Linked DNA regions of Homo sapiens: region 1 is linked to region 2. Evidence: chromatin contacts called from ENCODE Hi-C or POLR2A ChIA-PET data. All regions are on one chromosome and are shown on one strand. The core of a region is the stretch at or near the end of the contact, and the rest is flanking DNA. Distances in the headings are between cores, read along the strand shown. Region 1 overlaps PCED1B (PC-esterase domain containing 1B). Region 2 has its middle 17 kb from the start of LINC02156.

What was found. A loop is a pair of places that touch in the nucleus more often than their neighbours do. ChIA-PET counts read pairs that join two places held with the same protein, here RNA polymerase II (POLR2A). Pooled maps may share reads with other maps.
Region 1: a loop to region 2 is called in a map of B cell, with 15 times the contacts of the local background. The contact joins two enhancer-like sites. A Hi-C loop is called at or near these places in 1 of 168 maps with a recorded cell type or tissue (B cell) and 4 of 50 pooled maps. POLR2A ChIA-PET finds 5 or more read pairs at or near these places in 2 of 52 experiments (OCI-LY7 and activated CD4-positive, alpha-beta T cell).

What each region holds. Positions count from the first base shown.
Region 1 is chr12:47,164,071-47,167,677 of GRCh38, reverse strand. All of the region lies in intron 2 of PCED1B (PC-esterase domain containing 1B), which reads right to left. Among named protein-coding and RNA genes, the nearest start is that of MIR4698, 22 kb to the left of the region's middle. Within about 2 kb of position 1,602, at least 2 of the 41 ENCODE cell types and tissues checked have a DNase peak (open chromatin) inside an H3K27ac peak, as active enhancers do.
Region 2 is chr12:47,396,032-47,399,407 of GRCh38, reverse strand. No RefSeq gene overlaps it. Among named protein-coding and RNA genes, the nearest start is that of LINC02156, 17 kb to the left of the region's middle. RefSeq lists a silencer at 1,571-1,620. Within about 2 kb of position 1,792, at least 2 of the 41 ENCODE cell types and tissues checked have a DNase peak (open chromatin) inside an H3K27ac peak, as active enhancers do.

The sequences.
Region 1 (3,607 bases), core at 353-2,852, 230 kb after region 2:
TTCAGCAATATCATCTAGAATCCAGCTTCGTTCTCTGTGCTGCTATTTATGACACTCACTTCATTGTAGGGTTGCTTTTCCTCATTGTCATAATATGGCTACCAGCACAACTGGGTACACGTGTGTCCTTGTCCATGTGCAGGATTCAAAGACAACTGGCTCTTTCCCCTGACAACTCTGGTGAAACACACCTCACATTTCTTTAGCCCAATCACAGGTAGGTGACACAGTTGGCTTTGAGTGATCATCTGAGGAAAGACTGTTGGAGAGACAGCCACAATGCCCTTTTCAGTTCCCACTTCATTTTCCTAGTTGGTCAGCAGGGAAATCCAGCACTGACCCCTAGGAATGCCCAACAGATATGGAATTTGTCACCACAAAGGGTACCAAGATATGCTACACCCCCCAAAATATGCCTTTTTGTTACGTTGAATATTTTAGCTAAAGGCCATCGAGACCAACAGACACAGAAAAAGCTCTAAAAATAGGGCACAAATTTTCCTTTAATAAAGAAAATTTAGAACATTTCCATCTTTAAAGATATCTCCTTTTCCCTTATGGAGAAGAGGACTCAATAACTCTTATCAATGGAGAAAGCACTAAACAATCCTTGTTTACCATACTTTTCTTGGTCACCTTCCTGTAACTTGCCTCCTGACCTAGAAGTCCCAAATCCCTTTTCCTTTATTTTGCTAAAAATGGAATACCGTAAAAGCCTTAACCATCTGGCTGCCTCCTTGAGGAACATTTTTCTTTATAAACTCTGGTGTTACGTATGTAGCTATGTACATAATTAAAACTGTTTTTTTCTCTTGTTAATCTGTCTGTTATTTGTTTGATTCATGGACTCCAAGCCAATGAACCTAAGAGGGGTAAATAAAAAAAATATTTTTTTCTACTCTGATAACCAATAGAAAAATTAATGCTTTGACACAGGAGATGCTTTTATTATTATTATTATTTTTACCACACCTCATCTTGATTAGTTACTTGTTTGTAGAAAGACTTCCCTCTTTGATTCTTTTGTTTTACAGCAGGAATGATTGAGATGAGCAGAGCATCATTTCAAATTCTCTCATAAGACTGGATTGTAAATCACTTACTGTCAAGACGGTGGCCAGTTGCCATTCAACTATAATTAATTCATACACTATTGCTATTGACATGTTTCTCAGGTGAGTGAAAAGTTTCTATGCCTCTGTATTTTAATTGGTTTAGCTCAAGTTTTTGGCTAAATGTGTTAAAGAAAAACAAAGCCAGTTAAAGCTAGTTAAAGATTATAAAGACAAACCAGTATGGAACTGAGCTCAACTCCAATCCATATAGAGGCTACTGGGCATTTTAAAGGGAGAATGAGGGAGTGAAGAGAGAGAAACTGCCCGGCTCAACCAAAGTCATGGAAGTGAAAAATTACAATTATTGGGTAAAAGGGTTTGGCCAATGTGATTAGACCGTCTGGGTTTGTTAACTAGTGCTTATCAAAGTTAAGCTCTTACCCTCCCACAGAGCCTGGGAGACAGGGGCCAAGTCTTCAGATGTTGGCTAGAACAAACAGTAAATTTTTCAACAACCTTGAGATTTCCCAGACAGGAACTTGAGGAGGGCTGGGTTGACCCCGGGTCAGGGCTTGAGCTATGCTAGCGTTTAATCAAGTCTCGTGGTGGGGGAGTGGGCATGACAAAATCATTTGTGATGAGAGGAAAGAACAGTTCTCAGATGTAGCCTAAAGAAATCACACTACAGTAATGATTTTAATATTATAGCTGTTGACATATGATTCTGCTTGGTCACTAAATTTATAATTTCACCTACTAATATAAAGTCAAATTAATACTGTGTATTGAACTTTTAATTGAATAGAGGACTAATGTGCACATTATGCCTCTGTCATCCCTGAATACATTCTTATGTAACAGAATAACAAAACCGGCTCCAAAGACAGCCTTAAATCCACTATTTGGAAAAACTTTTTTAAATGGAAGAACAAGATTTTGTGTCAAATAGTCAACATTTGTCCATTAGCTTTAAGTGATCGTAGAAAATCATGGAGTTAGTAATAAAAGCCTATATAGACATTTGAACAAGTAAATTAAATACAGAATAGAACTTTTTAGCCTTGTGAATTCTTTCATTGTAGAAACATTATTAAAACAACTGACAATAAATAATATATGTTCTCTCTGGAGTTGTTAAAATAATATGTGCCAAATTAGCTCTCAGAATCTTTCCCCATGCACATTCACTCTTTAGGAACATATAAGTGAAAATGTAAAAATTTTTATAAAGCTGACAAAAATGAAAAGCAATTCTAGTAAAACTGCCCATCATTCATTCATTATTGGCTGTAAAATAGTGGTGTCTTTGCAACCACAGGCAGTACTATGTGGAATAATTTGCTATAGGGAAATGGAGTAAATGTTTTGCTAACTCAGATATGCCTCTGGTGGGTTTGTTCTATACTGCATGCTGAAAGTCCAAAAGGAGAAAAATGTTGTCTTATTACAAACCACAGTTTGGACTTAGAAGATGACAGTAGAAAATTGAGCAAAATAATCCCAGTTGGGAATTTGCAAACCCTAGCTCAAAGGAGCCCCTCCAGGGTAAAACTCTCAAGCAGTACCTGGGCAGGCCAACATTGGTCTCCTAAGGCCCAGCTTGACCAGCTACCAGAGGAAGCCAGAGGAAGCCTAGGAGATCAGAATGGTTTCAGGGGACAGTTCCAACTATTCCCCATAGGCACACTGCCCAGGGTTTCCTCAGGACCTGCTCACTACATCCTGGCTATTTCAGCCAATTCATTGTGACTCAACTAGCCACATAAACAGCTTGGGCTGCTGCTTCAAAGGATACAAGCCATAAGCCTTGGCAGCATCGAGGTCCACATGGCATTAATTCTGCAGGCATGCAAAATGCCGGAGTGATGGAGGTGTGGAGGCTTCCACCTAGATTTCAGAGGATGTAATGGAAAGCCTGGGAGCCCAGGCAGAAACCTGCCACAAGGGTGGAGCCACCAGAGGAGCTCCCACAGGGGCAATGCCTAGTGGATCTGTGGGAACATGGCCACTGTCAAGACCACAGAATTGTACAGCTACTGGCAGTGTGAAACACTTACCTGGGAAAGCTACAGGCACCAGACTCCAAGCCATGCAGCAAGGCCATTGAGGTGGGGCTTTCTGAGGCCTTGGGGACCCAGTCCCCATACCAGTGTGTCCAGGAGGCAGCACATGGAGTGAAAGATTATTTTGGAGCACTAAGATTTAATTGTCTGCCCTGCTGGTTTTAGATTTGTATAGGGCCTGTTCTTCCCTTCTCTTGGCCTATTTTTCCCTTTTGGAGTGGGAATGTTTACCCAATGTCTGTCTCACCATTGTATCTTGAAAGTAAATAAGTTTTAAAAAAAAATTTCACAGGCTCTCAGATGAGACTTTGGACTTTTGATTTGGTGATGGAGCACATTAAGACTTTTGAAACTATTGGGAACAAGTGTTTCTATTTTGTATGTGAGAAGAACATGACTTTTGGGGCATGGGACAAAATGCTATGGTTTAGATGTGGTTTATTACTCTCAAAACTCTTGTTGAAATTTGATCCCCAGTTTGGCATTGTA
Region 2 (3,376 bases), core at 543-3,042:
TTTGTACATCTGGCAGAATTCACCCAACTGTGAATCCATCTGGTCTGGGGCTTTTTTTGTGACTGATTCAATTTTGGAACTTCACATTGATCTGTCCAGTGTTTCAACTTCTTCCTGATTCAATCTTGGGGCCTTGTGTGTTTCCAGAAATTAATCCATTTCCTCTAAATTTTCTAGTTTGTGTGCACAGAGGTGTTCATAATAGTCTCTGAGAGTCTTTTGTATTTCTCTGCGAAATACAATTTCTTGTCTTTTAGAATGCTGAAAATAGGCCACCAGCCTATCTTGGTTGGTAAGGTTTATACTGAGAAGTCTGCTGTTAGCATGATAGGGTTCCCTTTGTATGTGATCTGATCTCTGTCTTTAGCTGCCTTTAACATTTTTTTTTCTTTAATATTGACCTTGGACAGTGTAGTGACTTAATTTCTTTGTTATGTTCATTTTGAATAGTTTGTCACAGATGTTCTCTGGATTTCTTATATCCAGATGTCTACCTCTCTAGCAAGATTAGGAAAATTTTCTTGAATTATTTCCTCAAATATGTTTTCCAGGTTGTTTACTTTTTCTCTTGTCTCTCAGGAATGCCAACAATGCATAGGTTTGGTCACTTGACATAATTCTATATTTCTCAAAGACTATCTTTAAAAAATTCTTTTTAACAAAATTTTTGTGTAAGTGGGTTAGTTCAAAAGACCAGTCTTCAAACTCTGAAATTCTTTCTTCTGCTTGGTGCAGTCTATTGATAAAACTTTCAGTTGTATTTTGAAATTCCCTAAGTGAGTTTTTCAATTCCAGAAGCTCTGACTGATTTATTTTTAGGATGTTTTATCTCTTCTTTCATTTCCCAGATTACTTTAGAAGTTTCCTTGTGCTGATTTTTTTTTTTTTTTTTTTAGATGGAGTCTTTCTTTGTCACCCAGGCTGGAGTACAGTGGTGTGATCTTGGCTCACTGGTACCTCCGCTTCCCAGCTCAAGTGATTCTCCTGCCACAGCCTCCCAAGTAGCTGGGACTACACACGTGCGCCACCACACCCAGCTAATTTTTTGTATTTTTAGTAGAAACAGGGTTTCACCATGTTGGCCAGACTGGTCTTGAACTCCTGACCTCAAGTGATCCTGCTGCCTTGGCCTCTCAAAGTCTTGGGATTACAGGCATGAGCCACTGCACCTGGCCTGTGTTGATTTTCAACCTTGTCTTGGATCTTATTGAGCTTCCTTGCAATTCATGCTTTGAATTCTTTATCTGTAATTTCTGGGTTTCCATCTGGGTTAGGGACCATTGCTGGAGAGCTACTGTGATCTTTTGATGTTGTCACATTCAGATTTTTCATGGTTCCAGAATTCTTGCTCTGATTCCTTCTCATCTGGAAGTGCTGGCACTTCTAATTTTTGTAATTATTTTTGTGTGGGTAGGATTTTTGTTTTTATTTCTTTCCCTATAAAATTATTGCCTTTTCTTCTTTTTCTTTCCCTTCCCCTCTTCCTACACTCTCTAGATATTACACGGGGCTGTGCAGTTAAACAGACAAGCCAGTAGATGTCACTTATGTGTAAGAGCTGGTTGTGGCCAACATGGCTGGGTATATACCCGATCCTTGTTTACTGAGAGGAGCTCTTTGTTGCCTCAGGCAATGGGCTCATTTATGGAATGCACAGTGGTCTGAGCTCTCTTCTCAGCTCCAGGGAATGGAGGGGTGGGGCAAGATGGGTGGAGCCGAACTTGGAAGGCCCAGTTACACGTCCCCTGATGGCAAGCATAAGCACCAGTGCCAAAGGAGAATCCAGTGGGCTGCCACCAAGTTTCTAGAGGTGTGCCTAGGCATGGAGCTAGGAAACCTCCTCAGCCCCAAGTTCTCTGGATGGGGATGGGTGTCAGCCTAAACTCCTAATCCAGGAGAGTGGTGCTCCAGGGTCCTGAAGATCTCCCTGGCCATGAAGCAGAGAAAAAGTCCCCTGCACCAAGATCTCTGTACAGGAGGGGTGGGGTGACTTCAGCTGCTGAACCAAGCAAGAAGGTGATTTGAATGTCTGGAGATCTGCTTGCAGTGGAGGGGGCCCTACTGTACCACAGTCTATGCACAGGAAGGGTGGGGGTGGCTCAGGCTGCTGAACCAAGAGAGCAGGTGCTCCAAATGCCTGAAGATATGCCTAGGGGTGAAGCAGGGAGAGCCACCTGCACCAGGATCTCTGCACAGGAAGAAAGGGCCAATTAGACTTCTAGTCCATGCTAACAGGTGCTCCAAATGCCTGCAGAGTTGCCTACATGTGGAGCAGAGAGGGCCCTATGAAACTTGGTTTCATTTTGTCATTGGCAGCTGCTATGGTTTGGGTAGGATTTGTTTGTTCCCAGCAAAACTCATGTTGAAATTTGGTCCTTGTCTTGCGGGGTTGGGAAGTAAGCCTGTGGGAAGTACTTGGTCATGGAGGCAGAGCCCTCATGCATGGCTTGGTACCCTTTTGTTAGTTAGTAAATTCTTTGTCTGGCCAGACTAGGTTCATTGCTGAGAATGGATTTCTTCCCTTGAGAATAGGTTGTGGTAAAGCCAAGATGCCATTGGGCTCTGACTTTTCATAATTCCCCTTTGACCTTCTCTACCATGTTTGGACCTACCATGTGGCTCTCACCAGAGCAGATGCTAATGCTATGCTTCTTGTACTTCCCAGCCTGCAGAACCATGAGCTAAATGAACCCCTTTTCTTTGTAAATTACTGGGTCTCAGATATCCTGTTACAGCAACACAAAACAGACTAAGTGAGCAGCACAGCCACCCTTTGTGATTCAGGGGGCAGATTCTCACCTTCAGCAAATCAGTTTGGGGATGCCTGCAGGAGCTGTCAACAAGGAAGACAAAGAATGTCAACAAGGAAGACAAGGAAGACAAAGACAAAGATATCTCGGGTTCCATCCTTTCCATTTTAGCTAGAAAAAAAAAGAGAGAAGAAGATGTATGGTGAGATACAGTTGCCCCATATGGGTCTTTTAAGAAAGAAGGGAAGTCTGATTCAGTGAAAGTCCCACAGTAATTCTGAAAGGCTAGGCCAAGTGCTGGCTTCTGTCACAAGTGTCCTGACAGCTACCCCAGTCTCTACCCAAGTTTTGGTAACATTTTTCATATTTCAGATGTTTTTACAAATCCCCATTACTCAACAGTGATTGATTCCTAGTTTTATTTTAGTTGAATTAAAAACGAGTCATTGGGCTGGGAGCAGTGGCTCATGCCTGTAATCCCAGCACTTTGGGAGGCCGAGACAGGTGAATCATCTGAGGTCAGGAGTTTGAGACCAGCCTGGCCAATGTGGTGAAACCCCATCTCTACTAAAAAAACAATTAGCCAGGCATGGTGGCAGGCAGCTGCAATCCCAGCTACTCAAGAG